Regions from separate parts of the Homo sapiens genome. Here region 1 is linked to region 2. Evidence: read pairs that join two places in POLR2A ChIA-PET (ENCODE). Cell type or tissue: B cell. All regions are shown on one strand. Links, peaks and the distances in the headings refer to the core of each region. The heading gives the core; the rest is flanking DNA. Region 1 has its middle 65 kb from the start of SNHG20. Region 2 holds the start of LOC105371899 (a long non-coding RNA gene).

Evidence for each region. Peaks named below come from ENCODE experiments on the same cell type or tissue, not always from the same donor. Only the 100,000 strongest peaks of a DNase experiment are listed, where the experiment ranks them.
Region 1: POLR2A ChIA-PET joins it to region 2 with 11 read pairs; 5 of 35 experiments call an interaction of 5 or more read pairs at or near these places.

Annotation. Positions count from the first base shown.
Region 1 is chr17:77,019,428-77,027,756 of GRCh38, forward strand. No RefSeq gene overlaps it. Among named protein-coding and RNA genes, the nearest start is that of SNHG20, 65 kb to the right of the region's middle. In B cell, for the core only: no CTCF peak of the experiment used is centred there; no DNase peak of the experiment used is centred there; H3K27me3 peaks cover 498 bases.
Region 2 is chr17:76,965,355-76,973,683 of GRCh38, forward strand. It overlaps LOC105371899 (a long non-coding RNA gene), which reads right to left and starts at 3,845. Exons shown (of 3, transcript NR_136417.1): 1 at 3,530-3,845. RefSeq lists a silencer at 3,696-3,775 and an enhancer at 4,024-4,648. In B cell, for the core only: no CTCF peak of the experiment used is centred there; a DNase peak (open chromatin) is centred at 3,847; H3K4me3 peaks cover 1,505 bases; H3K27ac peaks cover 362 bases; H3K27me3 peaks cover 2,419 bases.

The DNA of each region.
Region 1 (8,329 bases), core at 248-8,247, 54 kb after region 2:
ACCACGTCTGGCTAATTTTTTTTTTATATTTTTAGTAGAGATGGGGTTTCACCATGTTGGCCAGGCTGGTCTCAAACTCCTGACCTCAGGCGATCCGCCCACCTTGGCCTCCCAAAGTGCTGGGATTATAGGCGTGAGCCACCATGCCCAGCCATGGACAAGAATTTTTGAGGGTACTTTTCAACTTAGTACAGGGAGAAAGGTGGCCTTCCTGGTTCATAGATGTCCTCACTTTGTCCTCACACAGTAGAAGGAAAGAGGGAGCTCTCTGGGCCATTTTTTTTTTTTTTTTGAGACAGGGTCTTGCTTGATTGCAGAGGCTGGAGTGCAGTAGTGCGAACACAGCTCACTGCAGCCTCAACCTCCCAAGCTCAAGGAATCCTCCTGCCTCAGCCTCCTGAGTAACCTGGACTACAGGTGTGCACCACCATGCCTGGCTAATTTTTTTTTTGTAGAGATGGGTTTTCACCATGTTGCCCAGGATGGTCTTGAACTCACGGGCTGAAGTGATCTTCCCACCTTGGCCTCCCAAAGTTGTGGGTTTACAAGCATGAATCACCATGCCCAGCCTCTGGGGCCTCTTTGTAAGGGCACTAATCCCATTCATGACGGCTGTGCCGAATGACCTAATCACCTCCTAAAGGCCCCACCTCCGAATAACATCACGTTGGGGATTAGGTTTCAGCATAGGAGTTTGGGGGGTATGAAAACATTCAGTCCCTGACGTTAACCTGACGGCTGCTGGCTCCCGCAATGCAGTGGGGGTGCTGAATACCAAAGGGCAGCGGATCTCGCACTGCCGGGTGTTTCCATCATCAATGCCCAACAGGCTGCTCCAGAAGCATGTTCTGCGGTTGACTTTCCTAGCTGCCTTGTGAAATCAGCAGCCTCAGCACAGCTCCATGGGTCACTCCAGGCCCCCTGCAGCCACTGTTCCTTCCTGTTGCTCCCATCTGCCCCAGGCAGCCCAGAGCAGACACTGGAAATCTTGGGGCCTGCAGGTGGGCTGAGCACCTGGCCCCCTCAGGCTGCCCCTTGAGGGGAACATGTCAGTTGAACCCAGGAGGCCTAGGCGTCTAACAAAGTGGGATGCCTCAAGGCTCAGACCCTGGCTCTGCCACCTTTTGCTATGAGGCCCGGGCCAGTTACTCAACCTCCACAAAGCCCCAGCTCCTCAAATGTAAAAAGGTGGGAGTGATGCTTTTTGCAGGGTGGTGCAAATTGCATGTGTGTGAATGTCCCTTGCTGAAGCTCCCGGGCAGGAGCCTGGCCTCCTTGTTCGTGGCTGTATTATTGAAGACAGGGCCTGGATTTCAGCAAGCACTCAATGCCAAGGGAATAAATGAACAATAATAATTGCATGAAGAATAACTGAAAAAGTAATGAGTGAAAGAGTGGGGTACTATTAATAAATAATGAATGAATGAATGAATGAATAATAAATGAATATAATCTAATAAACGTTTAGGTGGTGCTCCCCTGGCTCAGGCTCTACTCTAAGAAATTTATAATTGTTAGTTCAACAAATGCTCATAGTCATCTTGTGAAGCTGGTGCCATTATTATATCCATTTTACAGGTGGGGAAACTGAGGTGTGGGGGCTAAATATAGTTTGGATATTTGTCCCCACCCAAATCTTATGTTGAAATGTAATCCTCAGTGTTAGAGGTGGGGCCTAGGGGGAAGTGATTGGATCATGGGGGAAGATTTCTCATAAATGGTTTAGCACCATCCTATTGGACAGCACCATTGGTGCTGTCCTTGTGTTGGTGAGTGAGCTCTTATAAGATCTGGTCTTTAAAAGAATGTGGCACTTCCCCCACCACTCTCTGTCTTGTTCCTCCTCTACCATGGGAGATGCCTGCTCCCCCTTTGCCTTCTGCTATAAGTAAAAGCTCCCTGAAGCCTCCCCAGAAGCTGAGCAGATCCCATTACCGTTTCCTATACAGCCTGCAGAACCATGAGCCAATTAAACCTCTTTCTTTATAAATTACCCAGTCTCAGCTATTTCTTTAGAGCAATGCAAAAATGGCCTAATACAAAAAAAAATTGCTATGAGAAGTGTGGTATTGCTATAAAAATACCTGAAACTGTGGAAGCAACTTTGAAACTGGGAAATGGGCAGAGGTTAGAAGAGTCTGGAGGGCTCAAAAGAAGACAGGAAGATGAGAGAAAGTTTGAAATTTTTTAGAGACTGGTTAAATGGTTGTGAACAAAATGCTGATAGTGATATGGACAGTGAAGTCCAGGCTACTAAGGTCTCAAATGAAAATGAGGAAATTATTGGGAACTGGAGCAAAGATCATCCATGTTATGCCTTAGCAAAAGCTTGGCTGCACTGTGTCCATGCCTAGGGATCTGTGGAAATTTAAACTTCAGAGTGATGATCTAGGGTATCTAGCAGAAGAAATTTCTAAGCAAAAAAAGCATTTAATATGTGGCCTGGCTGCTTCTAACAGCCTAGTCTTAGATGCAGGAGCAAAGAAATGACTTAGAGTTGGAATTTATATTTAAACAGAAAGTATAGCCTAAAAGTTTAGAAAATTTGTAGCCTGGCCATGCGGCAGAGAAAAAAAAGACAAAAAGCTTTTTCAGAAGAGAAATTAAAGCAGACTATGTAGCAACTGCTTGCTAGAGAGATTTGCATAACTGAAAAGGAGACTGGCTGGGTGCGGTGGCTCACGCCTGTAATCCCAGCACTTTAGGAGGCCAAGGCAGGCAAATCACAAGGTGAGAAGTTCAAGACCAGCCTGGCCAACATGATGAAATCCCGTCTCTACTAAAAATACAAAAAATTAGCTGGGCGTCGTGGTGGGCAACTGTAATCCCAGCTACTCAGGAGGCTGAGGCAGGAGAATCACTTGAACCTGGGCGGTGGAGGTTGCAGTGAGCCAAGATCGCGCCACTGCACTCCGGCCCAGGACACAGAGTGAGATTCCATCTCAAGAAAAAAAAAAAAAAAGGAGCCAAGTATTGATAGCCAAGACAATGTGCAAAAGGCCTTAAAGGCATTTCAGAGACCTTCACAGCAGCCCCCACATCATAGGCCTGGGAGGCCTAGGAAGAAACAATGGTCTCATGGGCCAGGTCCTACGTAGCCTCACGACACTGCTCCCCATATCTTGGCTGTCTCACCTCCGGCCATGGCTCAAAGGGGCCCAGGTACAGCTGGGGCTGCTGCTCTGGAGGGCACGAGCTGTAAACCTTGATGGCTACAACATGGTGTTAAGCCTGCAGGTGCATAGAGTGCAAGAGTGAAGGAGGCTTGGCAGCCTCTGCCTAATTCTCAGAGGCTATATGAGAAACCTTGGGTGCCCAGGCAAAATCCTGCTGCAGGGGCAGAGCCTTCACAGAGAACCTCTACTAGGGCAGTGCCAAAGGGAAATATGGAGTAGGAGGTCCCACACAGAGTCCCCATCAGGGTATTGCTTAGTGGATACTGTGGAAAGGTGGCCACCATCCTCCAGACCACAGAATGGTAAATCCACTGGCAGCTTGTACCCTGTGCCTGAAAAAGCCACAGGGTACAACCTGTGAGAGCAGCCATGGGGACTATACTCTGCAAAGCCACAAGGGCAGAGCTGCCTAAGGCCTTAAGAGCTTGTCTCCTGCACCCGTGTGCCCTGGACGTGTGACATGGAATCAAAAGAGATTATTTTGGAGCTTTAAAATTTAATGACTGCCTGCTGGGTTTCAAACTTGCATGGGGTTTGAAAGCTTTTGTTTTGCTGATTTCTCCCTTTCAAAATGTTGATCTAATGCCTATATCCCCACTGGATCTTAAAAGTAACTAACTTGTGGTCGGGCATGGGTAGCTCACGCCTGTAATCCCAGCACTTTGGGAGGCTGAGGCGGGTGGATCACCTGAGGTCAGGAGTTCGAGACCAGCCTGACCAACATGGTGAAACCCTGTTTCTACTAAAAATACAAAAAATTAGCCAGATGTGGTGGCACATGCCTGTAGTCCCAGCTACTCAGGAAGCTGAGGCATGAGAATCACTTGAATCCAGGAGGGGAGGTGGAAGATACAGTGAGCCGAGATGCTGCCACTGCACTCCAGCCTGGGTGACAGAGTGAGACTCTGTCTCAAAAAAAAAAAAAAAAAAAAAGAAGTAACTAACTTGGTTTTGATTTTGCAGCCTCAGCCTCATAGGTGGAAGGGACTTGCCTTGTCTCAGATGAGACCTTAGTCTTCGGACTTTTGAGTTAATGCTAAAACGAGCTAAGACTTTAGGAGACCATTGGGAGGGCATGATTGTATTTAGAAAGGTGAGAAGGACATGAGATTGGGGTGGGGGATGGGGTGGAATAATATAATTTGAATATTTCTCCTCTCCAAATCTCATTTCAAAATGTAATCCCCAATGTTGGGGGTGGGACCTGGTGGGAGGTATTTAAATCATAGGGGTGGAGCTCTCATAAATGGCTTGGGCCACCCCCTTGGTGAAAAGTGAGCTCTCATTCTAAGTTCACATCAGATCTGGTTGTGTGAAAGTATGTGGCACCTGCCTCCCTTGCTCCTGCTCTGGCCATGTGAAGTATCCGCTCCCACTTCACCTTCTGCCATGATTAAAAGCTCCTTGAGGCCTCCCCAGAAGTAAAGCAGGTGCCATGCTTCTATGGCCTGCAGAACCATGAGCCAATTAAACCTCTTTTCTCTGATGAATTATCCAGTCTCAGGTATTTCTTTATAGCAATGCAAGCATGGCCTAATACAAGGGCTAAGAGACTTGTTCAAGGTCCCACAGCTAAAATGGGGGGAGAAGCCAGGACTACAGCCGACTACTGACTCCATGCTCTTAACCACCACATTCCGTGGTCTAATGAGCACTAAAATTGCCTATGCTTCCTACAGGGATAGGAAATGTGGATGGTGGCAGTGGGCAAGGAGGAAGGGAAGAAGGGGACCTTTGCCCCAAGGAGTGGAGCCAGTTTCAGGCCATCAGCACCAGAGGCAAGGTTCAAACTGTGAACACTTTTGTATCCCTGGTACCTGGAGCCATCGGTGGCTCATAGAAGTCTGTGAAAGGATGAAGACAAATATTGGAGCCTACTAGCAATTTGCCTGGAGAGACTAGCGCTTTCCACAAAGTCCTACACCTGGAGAGAGGTTGGTGTCATCTGTGTGCTTCCCAGGTAATCTCTGAAGAGGGAACAGGAAGAGTAGGTGGTCCCCGTAAGTGGTTGGCAGCTTTCATCTTCCAAAAGCCACCCCAATTTAGACTAACTGGGTAGAGCTCTATCTGACAAAGGCAAGAGGCTGAATTATAGACTGTTGGATGATTTTTAAGAGAACTTTAAAAATACCCACAGCAACATAGCTAACAAAATAGAATTTGCCTAGTCAAATTTCTTGCTGCCTTCTGGAATGCATGCAAAGAGAAAATTTGCAATCAGCATTTTCATCATGTATGAATGAAATGCTTGAGGGTGATGGAAAAGTTGGTGCTTATTCCCCCAGAACCCGACACACCAGACCAAACCCGACCACATGCCTGTCTCTCCCTGGAAATGGCCTTCCTGTTTCCACCAGGCAGCTCCTAGCTATGCTCCTTGACCCATTGCTGCTTTCACATCTTCCCCAGCCCTCCATCAGATGTGCTTCCCCTCTCCTCTGAACTCCCACAGAACACAATTTATAGCCCCTTCTGCCAGAGATTTCATGTTGCCTTGTAAAAGTAAGAATAAGAACTCCCCTTTACTGAGCACTTACTATGCACCAAGCACTTTGCCCACATTGTCTCTTTCAATCCTCACATCAACTTAGTGTGGATCGTTATTACCCTGATCTAACAGAGGCAGACGCTAAGAATTAGAGAGATTAGTCACTTATTATGGATGGTGTATTAGTCCATTCTCACGCTGCTATGAAGAACTACCTGACACTGGGTAATTTATGAAGGAAAGAGGTTTAATTGACTCACAGTTCTGCACTGCTGGGGAGGCCTCAGGAAATTTACAATCATGGCGGAAGGCAAAGGAGAAGCAGGCACCTTCTTCACAGGGCGGCGGGACAGAGTGAGCACAAGCAGGGGGAATGCCAGACACTTACAAAACCATTAGATCTCGTGAGATTCACTCACTCTCAGGAGCATAGCATGGGGGAACCACCCCCATGATCCAATGACCTCCACCTGGCCCTGCCCTTCACACGTGGGGATAATGGGGATTACAATTCGAGGTGAGATTTGGGTGGGGACACAGAGCCAAACTATATCAGATGGTTTCAAAGAAACTACCCAACTAGGCTTCTCTGATTTTTCTCAACTTCTACATGCGTAATATATGAATTAAAGAGGGTACATTGATTTGGGGAAAGGGAAGAGCAAGCTGCCTTTTATAGGCTGTTTCGACATAGACAGGTATTGTGTTATTTACTGCTCCAACAACTCCATATTTTTATAACATTTGCTCTGTAACTGTCAGACGATGTGCCAGGAGTTGGAATTTCAAAAAATGAGTAAACTGGGGCACAGAAGGAGCTCTCAGCCTCCTGAGGGAAATGGTGTGGTTGTGAAATAACCATGACAATGTGCCCATGGAGAAGGCAGTCATGGGAGCGGTGAGTGAGCACAGGGTCATCATCAGCCCTATGAGAGTGATGTTTTAAAGGATGAGTACAAGTCTCCTGGTAGGCAAGGGGAAAAGGTCATTGCTGGGAAAGAAAATGGTGGGCAAATGGGTGTAACAAGTTTGGAGAATGGAGTGAGGAAATCAAGCAGTGGGGGGTGGAAGGTGAGAGGGAGAGGGGGTGGTGGTGGGTGGGTGGACTCCTGGACCCACAATGAGGGATAGCAGGAATGAACCATTTACAACCAGTGACCATGAAGCAGGAAACCTTCCGTGAGTGTGAAGCCTCACCTTCCTTTACTGGGCAGTGGTTTCCTAAATCCATCACTTCATTTCCTCTGTCACCTTTGCCTTGTCAAAGGTCACCAGCAGCTCTTAATGGTCAAATCTCCTGATTTTCATTGGTTTCAGTATCTCCCCAAACTCTTCCTCCACCCAGGAAGTTTTCAATCTTTTCTTACCCCAGACCTCTTTGCAGCCTAGTGACGTCTTTGGTCCCTTCTTAGTTTTTAAATGCATAGAACAAATTCATACAATCACAAGAAAGCCAACCATATGGAAATACAGTTATTAAAATATTTAAAAGCCCAGTTTGTGATGTAGAAAGATGTACTTGTTTACTAAAGCATAAATCGTACAACCCAGTGGATGGCCTTATAACCACAGTCATTTTGTAATAGTGATCAGCGTAAATGATATTGCAAGATTTCTGCAACAGCTGTGATGGAATGAAAAAATCTGTAATTGTTTTTTGGTGAGAAAGTCAAGAGTGTGTCTAATACTATTGTGTTTTGTCAACTGCATTTATAATTAGAGGAAATGGTAAATATGAGACAGAGGTTTGTGAAAACAGAGAATTATTTTTTTCTTCTATCCAAATGCATGCCCTCCCTAAATTCTATCCAAAAATCCCTTGGGGATCTTGCATGCCAGGTTCAAAACCCCAGGTTTACACTATTAATTCTCCCCCACCCTTTCCTGTGACTCTGTCCCAGCCATCTTCAGAGGAGGGGGTTGGGAGAGGGAGTGGCCTCCATCTGTCTGTCAAGGACTTCTGCTTCCTTTAATAGAAAACAAAATAAGAGGATGTGTTGAGATGAACAAAGATGTGCCAACCACTCCCAATTCCAGATAAGTGAGGCAATGCTCACCTGTCTTACCCCATCACAGGGCCTGATACCCCAACCCACCGCCCCCAAGCCATGGTCATCACCTCTGCACATAACCAAACCCCAGACACTTGGCCAAAGAGATCCAGGACCCAGAACAAGAAAAAGGAGCAAATGTATGTCCACAAATGCTTCTACACTCCTCACTTCAAGGAAGTTTAATTCCCTCCTTTTGAGAATGGGCTGAACTTAGGAACTTCTAACAAATAGAATATGGCAGAAATTATCATCTGTCACTCCTGAGACTAGGTCATAAAAGGCACTGCAACTTCCTCTTAGATCACTCCCTTTGGGGAAGTCAGCCACCATGTTCTGAGGACACTCAATTAGCCTTTGAGAGAGATCCACATGGCAAGGAACTAAGACCTTCTGCCAGCAGCCAGAGAGGAAATGAGGCCTCCAGTCCACAGCTATGTGAGGGAGCCATCTTGGAAATGGTTTCTCCAGTCCCAGTCAAACCTTCAGATGACTGTAGCCTTGGCTGACAATTTGACTACAGCCTGACAATTTGACTACAGAGAGGGAACTTGAGCCAGAACCTACCCCAGCTGAGCCACTCCCGCATTCCTGACCTTCAGAAACTGAGATAA
Region 2 (8,329 bases), core at 174-8,173:
GAAGGTGGGAAAATGGGGATGATTTCAAGAAGGATGTTTTAAGAGGATAAATGATTTTTAGGGGGATTCTGTGGGCTTAGAGAACATATAATGGCCTGGGACAGAGTCTGTTGGGCCCACAGAGCAGTGTGTCAAGTCTGCCTAGGTGTGTTGACAGACAGCAGTCTTTCTTCCTGCAATATGAGTTGGTAATGAAAACTCAGGGAAGTGGCTGGGTGTGGTGGCTCACCCCTATAATCCCAGCACTTTGGGAGGCCAAGGCGGGCAGATCATTTGAGGTCAGGTGTTTGAGACCAGCCTGACCAACATGGTGAAACCCTGTCTCTACTAAAAATACAAAAATAAGCCAGGCGTGGTGGCGTGTGCCTGTAGTCCCAGCTACTTGGGAGGCTGAGGCAGGAGAATTGCTTGGACCTGGGGGGCGGAGGTTGCAGTGAGCTGAGATCACGTCACTGCACTCCAGTCTGGGCAACCGAGTGAGACTCTGTCTCAAAAAAAACAAAAAGACAAAAACTCAAAAGAAAAGAAAAGAAAAGCCTCAGGGAAGGCAATTGCATCCTTCTTTGGCAGGTCTGGTTTCCGGGTAGATAAGGAAACTTCAGAGATCGGCTTCATCCTGTGCTCTGAGAGAGACAGAGGACTGCGGGGGAGGTCAGAGAGACCTTGAGGCCACCTCATGTCAAAGCGCCATGTTTTGGGGTATCAGTTGCTGGGTCCTGGAAAGGTCTTTGTTTCCACCCACCCATGTATCCATCCATCCATCCATTAAAAAGTAATTATTGCGTGCCTATCCTGAGCCAAATACTGTGTTTAAGCCCCCAGGACATGGCTCTTTGTCCCCTCTGCCCCTGGAGAGGGATGGCTCACTTGAACATTTAATGCTACAGTGGAATTATAATTATGAAAAACCACACACTGCAATTCAGGTTTAGGATGAAAGTATTAATTTCCTGGTTTTAATTATTCAATAGAAATTAATGAAAATTCAAGAGGAATCTCCAAGGAGCTTCGCTAACTAGCAGAGGTGGGGTGGATCGAGGAGATGAGAGTGGAGTGGAGTAAAGTGGAAGAGAGTGGGGTAAGCCAGAGGCTGAGGGCCCTGCACCTCTGCCCAGCCCAACTCATCTGGGAGCTTTCCCAGGGCCAAGGCACGAGCCTGCTGCATGAACCAAGCCTCAACCAAGACTCAGGGTTTGCTCATTCATCTGGGGGACTTCGGCTGGGCTATGTGTTGAGCTCCATCCCTGCTAGGATGATGCCAGACAGTGGGGAGATGAAGACCCAGCCCTGCCCTCAGGGAGCTCCTGGGTCATTGCAGGCAGACAGACCACACCTGTAGGGCCTGAGCTAAGCCCTGGAGTTCTGGCAACGCAGAGCCGGGCTGCTGGGACGAGGTGGGAGGTGAGGACAGGAAAGGCTTCCCTGAGAAGATGACTGGCAGAGTTCTGAGGGTCTCTCCCTCCTGGGTGAACTGAGAAGCCCCCTCTGAACAGACGCAAGGTAACATTTTAAAGTAGTGACCATTTGGGGCAGGATGATTTCCCAGCGTGGTAATGTGTCATTTGTCCTCACTTTAAAAGAATCCGAATTCAGATCTCTCTCTCCTCTCTCCCCTCTCTCCCCTCTCTCCCCTCTCTCTCCTCTCTCTCCTCTCTCTCCTCTCTCTCCTCTCTCCCCTCTCTCCCCTCTCTCCCCTCTCTCTCCTCTCTCATCCACCCCTAAGGGCTAGGAGGGTGGAAGATAAACTTCTGAGGGTGGGACGGCTCTGAGGCTTGGAGAATGGGAGACAGTTTCACAAAATGTCACTAAATGTTCCCCAGAAAGGAAGAGGATTGGAGCTTTGAGGGCAGATGATTCGGAGGGTGGGGGAACCTGTGTCCCAGTCCTAGGAGGCTCCCTACAAGGTGACAGGTCCTGAAAAGGGATGGCTGGACAGGCCATGATGACCCCAGGAGCTCTGGCCTCAGAAGCCCTGGCAAGGGGTCCCCACACCCAAGCTCAGTGCCAAGAAGGAAGCTTTGGATGGAATGCAATTGATTCCTGCCTTGTGGCCAGTTTTGCATCTATTTGTAAATTCATTTCCATGTTCCTGACTGCCTACTTAGGAGTGCCCTTTGAATTCTCCTTTGAACTTGGTTGTAGCACCTTGCAGGATCCCTCGTGAATTAATGAGTTAAATAAAACCATGGACACGTGTTTGTTCTATTTGATGAAGCCATGATACTCCTTTATAAAAAGTATTCTCTAGCAATGCCTTATAATCCTAGTAGTGAGAACTACTACATGCCCTCATGCTACGAGGAGGAACAGAGGCATAGCGACTTTAAGTAGTTTGCCCAAGGTCACACAGCTAGGTGGGGTGGGGCCAGGATTTGGATGCAGCAATCTGGTTCAAAGTCCTTAAAGAGCACTTGAGCTCTGTTATCTGTCAGTCCCCCAAGTAACCCCACAAAATAGGTACTTTATTTTTAGAGACAGGATCTCACTCTGTTGCCCTGGCTAGAGTACAGTGGCCCAATCACAGCTCACTGCAGCTTCAACCAGGAGGCTGAGGAGCTCAAGTGGCCCTCCCACTTCAGCCTCCTCAGTAACTGGGACTACAGGTGCACACTACTAGGCCCAACTAATTTTTTTACTTTTTGTAGAGTCGGGATCTTGCTATGGTGCCCAGGCTGGCCTCGAACTCCTGACCTCAAGCGATCCTCCTGCCTTGGCCTCCCAAAGTGCTGGGACTACAGGCATGAGCCACCCCGCCAGGCAAAATAGGTACATTATTTATGCTCAAGAACAGCAGCACAGAGGTTAAGTAATTCATCCTCCCTCCCACGGTAAGTGGCTATTTCTGTAGTAGGATCACTGTACACTCTGTGGTGGGTTTGATATCTGCACTCAGGGAAGCGCTGATAGAATATTAACAAAAATTGTGGCTAGCATCTATTGAGCACTTTCTCTTTTTTTTTGAGACGGAGTTTCGCTCGTCGCCCAGGCCAGAGTGCAATGGCGCCATCTCGGCTCACTGCCATCTCCCTCTCCCAGGTTCAAGCGATTCTCCTGCCTCAGCCTCCTGAGTAGCTGGGATTACAGGCGTGCGCCACCACGCCCGGCTAATTTTTTGTATTTTTAGTAGAGACAAGAGTTCACCATTGCTGGCCAGGCTGGTCTCGAACTCCTGACCTCAGGTGATCTGCCCGCCTTGGCCTCCCAAAGTGTTGGGATTACAGGCGTGAGCCACCGCGCCTGGCCCCTATTGAGCAATTCCTAAGTTCCAGATACTGTTGCAAAGGCTATACCCAGATCATCTCATTTACTCCTAAGTCCCTACAAGGAAGGTAATTTCATTAGCCTATGTTACAGATAGAAAGACTTTGAGGCACCCAGAGGGTGAGCGGCTTGAGTTTTTCTTCATCCCTGGGTTTATCTGAAGCTGAGCTCTGCCAGCGGACGTGGCCCGTAGCCGTCTGCCTTAAGAACTGGCCTGGACTCCCCAAACACCACCCTTCCTCTCCCGAGGCTCCCCAGCCCCACTTACACCCTGAAGGCGGATCCCTTGACTCCCGAGAGGCTGGCGGTGGAGTGCGCGGCAGGACCGCAGGGCTGATCTCTCCAGCTGGGCTGGGCTTTGGGGACATAGGCCTTGAAAATCTCCTAATTACCGGTGGGGGCGGAGCCGCGTCTCCAGGGTCTCGGGGAGGGCGTCGGGGGTCGGGGATTGCAGGTGCCCGCAGCCGGCCTCGGCTGTTTACCAGGCACCCGTTACGCTAATTGAAATGTGCCAAATAGCTGCCCGGGGCGGGGCCGAGCGGAGCAGCGGGCTCCGGGTCACCTGCGGTGTTGATGAGGTATTCAAGAGGAAAAAGCGCCGGAGCGGCAGCTTCATTTGCAAGGGAAATGACTTGACGAGGCCCTTCATTTGCATCTTTCGGCCCAGAGGTTCTGATTAGCTGCGGAGGAAAAGCCCGCCTGTTTTATGCATGAGGAGCTCTGCCTGGAGACCCTCGGCTGCTCACCCGCCCCAGCCCTGCCTTCTCCTCCTAAGTCGGGGAGGAGGAGAGGGGTCCCCAGAGGGCAGGATCCAAGGCTGAAGCCTAAGACCAACCCTTGGTGGTGAAAATAGAAATTTCTTGAGGCAAGGCTGCCATAAAGTGCAGTGAGACTCATCGGTGAGGGGGGCACTGTGCGATCTCCATCCGGGGTCTTCAGGGCAATTGCATGAGCTCAGCCTGCTAAGAGCCTGGCAGGCAGCGCGAGCTCCCCTGGAGTTCCGGCCGCTCCGCCCAGTGGCTCTGTGCAGCGCTTCCCGCCCGGAGAACCTAGTGCCCCGTTCCAGCCCTTCCTGGTGCCCCCTCTGCACCAAGACCCCCTCCCTACCTCTTTGCTATCTGGCACTGACTTCCTCTGGGAGAGGGGAGGCAGTGGGCTAGATGCTTTTGCAAATGTTTTCTCTACAATCTCCAGTCTTTGTGACAATTACCCTTAAAAGTTAGACCTCACATCCTGTTCCTTTCCTGTCATTCCCACCCACACCCCCTCCCCCTTCCCTGGACTCCGCGAGTTTTTTTTTTTTTTTTTTTACCACCACCCCTCAACCCACATTCTCCGCAGCTGCATCTACCAGGCTGGCAGCTCTGTGAGCCAGCTGTAAACGTGATTAATGCTGAAGGAAGGGCTGCTGGCTGCAAGGACACATCCCTGGCTGGGGCACAGCACTGGGTCAAGTGGCCAGCTGGGGCCAGGCAGGTGAAGGATTAATCCGGAATCTTGGCCAACAATCAGGTGGCTGTTTTTCCCAGACAATGGGTCTGAAGGGGGCAGTGCCCAAGGTTCACCTTTGAAAACTCCCAAGGGTCGCAACCCAGTGGCGTTGGGAACGCCTTGGCTAGGGGCCTCTTGAGCCTTAGCCCAGGCTTTGGGGCCTGGCTGCACCTTAGGGCTATTAGATATGAGTTCTAAACTTATTTTCAAAGAATTAATATGTCACTATGTTCAATTCTTTGCCTTCTACTTTTAAACTTAACTTTCTCGTAAAGCAACCTTTTTTGATTATGTCCTCCACCCTGATTCATTCTGATCACCTGCTCCACCCTGACTCATTCTGATCACCTGCTCCACCCTGACTCATTCAGATTACCTGCTACCTGCTCTGCCCTGACTCCAGCCAAAGCACTCACCCCATCATTCTCTTTAAATTAGCCAGTCGGAATTAGTTTAGCCTGTGCGGTCTAACCCTAGCCAATAGGGGAACGACACAGCAGCAGGGGCCACGTGCCTCAGGGATAAGAGCCCCCTTCCTCTCCTTTGTCCAAGTGTGCGCTCACCATTGCTCCATCTGTAAGGGCGCACCCTTCTATAGAAGTAACTTGCCTTGCTAAGAATTAAAAAAGAAAATTTTATATTCGAGTGCTATTCCTTCTGCAGCACCGAAATTTAAACAGGGCCATGCCAGGCTGTGGAGGAGGTAGAAGTCCTGTCGCTGTCTATAGGGCACGCTGGCATGAGCACATTTCAGACCCAGTTCAAGTCCGGCTCTGCCGCTGACCAGCTGGGTGGTTTGGGCAAGTTCCTTCACCGCTGAGCCTCAGTTTTCTTATCAGGAGAATGGGGATGCTAGTCCCTATCTTTAAGGGTTATGGAGAATTGGAGCTGATGTATTTGACCATGGTAGTCCTTCAGTACGCAGTGGCTGTCACTTTACTCTTCATGATACCGATGGGCCTGGGGAGGTCCCCGAATGCCGTTGGGACCTCAACCCCAGCTCTTGACACCATTTCGAGAAGGAATTCAAGGATGAGTCAGAAAACAGTGAAAGTATGGAGATTTATTGCAAAGCGAAAAGTACACACTCAAGAAAGGGGAGTGTGGCGTTCTCAAGACAGGATCGCACAGTGGGGTTTGGGGTTTCATCCTTATGGGTTTCTTTAGCCAAGGGATGGGATATTCATGAAAATTCCTGGAAAAAAGGTGGACGTTTCTCAGAATTGTGGTGCCACTCATTTTTACACCAAATACGGGTGGTCTTGGAACTGTCCTGGCGCTGGCAGGTGTGTGATTTAGGATGTTAATGAGCATATAACGAGGTCCTAGGAGGAACCCGGCTCACATCCAGCACCTTGGTGGGTCCTGTTGGTCTCAGCCAGCTTGGTCCACACACCCTGGTTTTCAGGGTTTTACCGGCCCATAACCTCTAGTCGTGTGAAATTGTTATAGGAAAGGGGTCCCAATCCAGACCCCAAGAAAGGGTTCTTGGATCTTGTGCAAGAAAGAATTCAGGGTAAGTCTGTAGAATAAAGTGAAAGCAAGTTTATTACGAAAGTAAAGGAATAATAGAATGGCTACTGTACAGACGAGGCTGCTGGTTGCCCATTTTTATGGTTATTTCTTGATTATATGTTAAACAAGGGGTGGATTATTCATGCCTCCCCTTTTTAGACCATACAGGGTAACTTCCTGATGTTGCTATGGCGTTTGTAAACTGTCATGGTGCTGGTGGGAGTGTAGCAGTGAGGACGACCAGAGGTCACTCTCGTTGCCATCTTGGTTTGGTTTCGGCTTTGGTGGGCTTCTTTACTGCAAACTGTTTTATCAGCAAGGTCTTTATGACCTGTATCTTGTGCTGACCTCTTATCTCACAGCAGGCCTCAGCCTGTTTTTACCCAGCCCCTATTCAAGATGGAGTTGCTCTGGTTCCAACATTTCTGACAAAACTGCTGCCTGGAATTTTGTAATTATCCTGTAACCCACCCTGTGTTTATTCCCGTCTCATTCGGGTGGTGTTACCTGCAGCCCAGGGGAGGGAATGCCGTGGAACAGCTCTGCCTTAGGCTCAGCTTGAAGGAAGTCTCAGCTCCCTCCTCTTCCCTACAGCTGTCAGAGCAGGAGGTGGCCCCAGGGGAGGCTCTAGCTGAGGCCCATTAATGGCATGGAAGAGAGGAAGGGGCAGGATGCAGCCCCATACCTGCCCCAGGCTGGGTCAGATGGCTCCCAAGGCTGCCTCTCTTGGGGGAAGCTTCTGGAGGAAGCCTGGTGTGTGCAGTTTTCCTGTAACACAAATGTGGGTGGGGGTTTTGGAAGCAGCCCCACAGGAACATCTCCCCAGCTGCTTGGCAGGTACTTGGCTGATTTCACTTTGAGTGGGCGGGGGTTAGAATTCTGCCTCCACTTTCTACCTGCCATGTGATTTGGAGCAAATTCCTTAATTTTTATACATCTCAGTTTTAAATTGTAAAATGGGGATAAAAACAATGAGAACTAAAAAAGACAAAGCATGTAAAATACAGAGGCTCGCGTGTTACAAGCGTCCATAAATGTCCAATTTTATTTGTGTCATGGGAGCCTCTATTTCATGGCAAGCCCCAATTCAATCTTGAGGCAAAGCTTCTGTTTTGAAGGCTGTGCATATGAGAATCTTCCAAGCTCCCCTCCGCCCCCTGGCCCTGAAATGCAAATGTAATAGACTAAAAGGAATAAACCCACAACACAAGGACAGGGGTGGGGGGTCACCAATCCCTGGGAGACAGTGGATGGCAGGCGTTGCTTGCTACACAGGTAGAGAGTGCTGCAGCTCAGGATAGAATTGCAGAGAGAGGGGCAGTGACCAGACAGAGCCTCCGAGACTCGGGGCTCAGGGGCAAGAGATTCTGTAGAGCAACATTTGGTTGCTGAGCATAGGGGAGTCACTGACGGTCGTTTATGAAATAACTGCATAAGTAGCGGTTCACCCTCTCCCGCCCTCTGTGCATTTCACTCAGCGACACCCTGGAAGGCTCTTCGCTAAAGAAGAAAACTGCTGGGGAAAGCTAAGGCCTCTGAACCGCAAGGCCGCCAACTATGAGTGTGCACCTGTGAAGATGTTGATGCTCCAGAGAAAATCCCTGCCCATCCCACATACAGGCCCCCACCCCAGCCTACACAGGAGGGGATGGAGAGGCCAATTGACTCCATAGCAGAGGAAATGCCAACCTGCCACCCTCTTACACGTGTCCTTCCCTCTTACATGTGAATGAGCCATGAAGGATCCCCAGGCATTTGAAGACCATCCATGCGAAGGAGAAAAAGCAGGAAAGCAATAAAAACACTGGCCCAGAGGAAGCAGAAATAATTCACGGAACAGAAGATAGCATTTAAGCCCTCTAATGAATATACTCAGGCAGACTGCAGAATATATTCCATCTATAAGAGAGCTCAGTTTTCTTGGAATAAGAAAACCCCAGAGAACCATCAAAGAGCTCCGGAGATGAACAAATATGCTTGCTAAAATGAAAAGTTCAATAGAAGGACTGGAACATACACAATCTCAAAATGCAAAAGCTAAAGGAAACAGAGCTGGGGAACC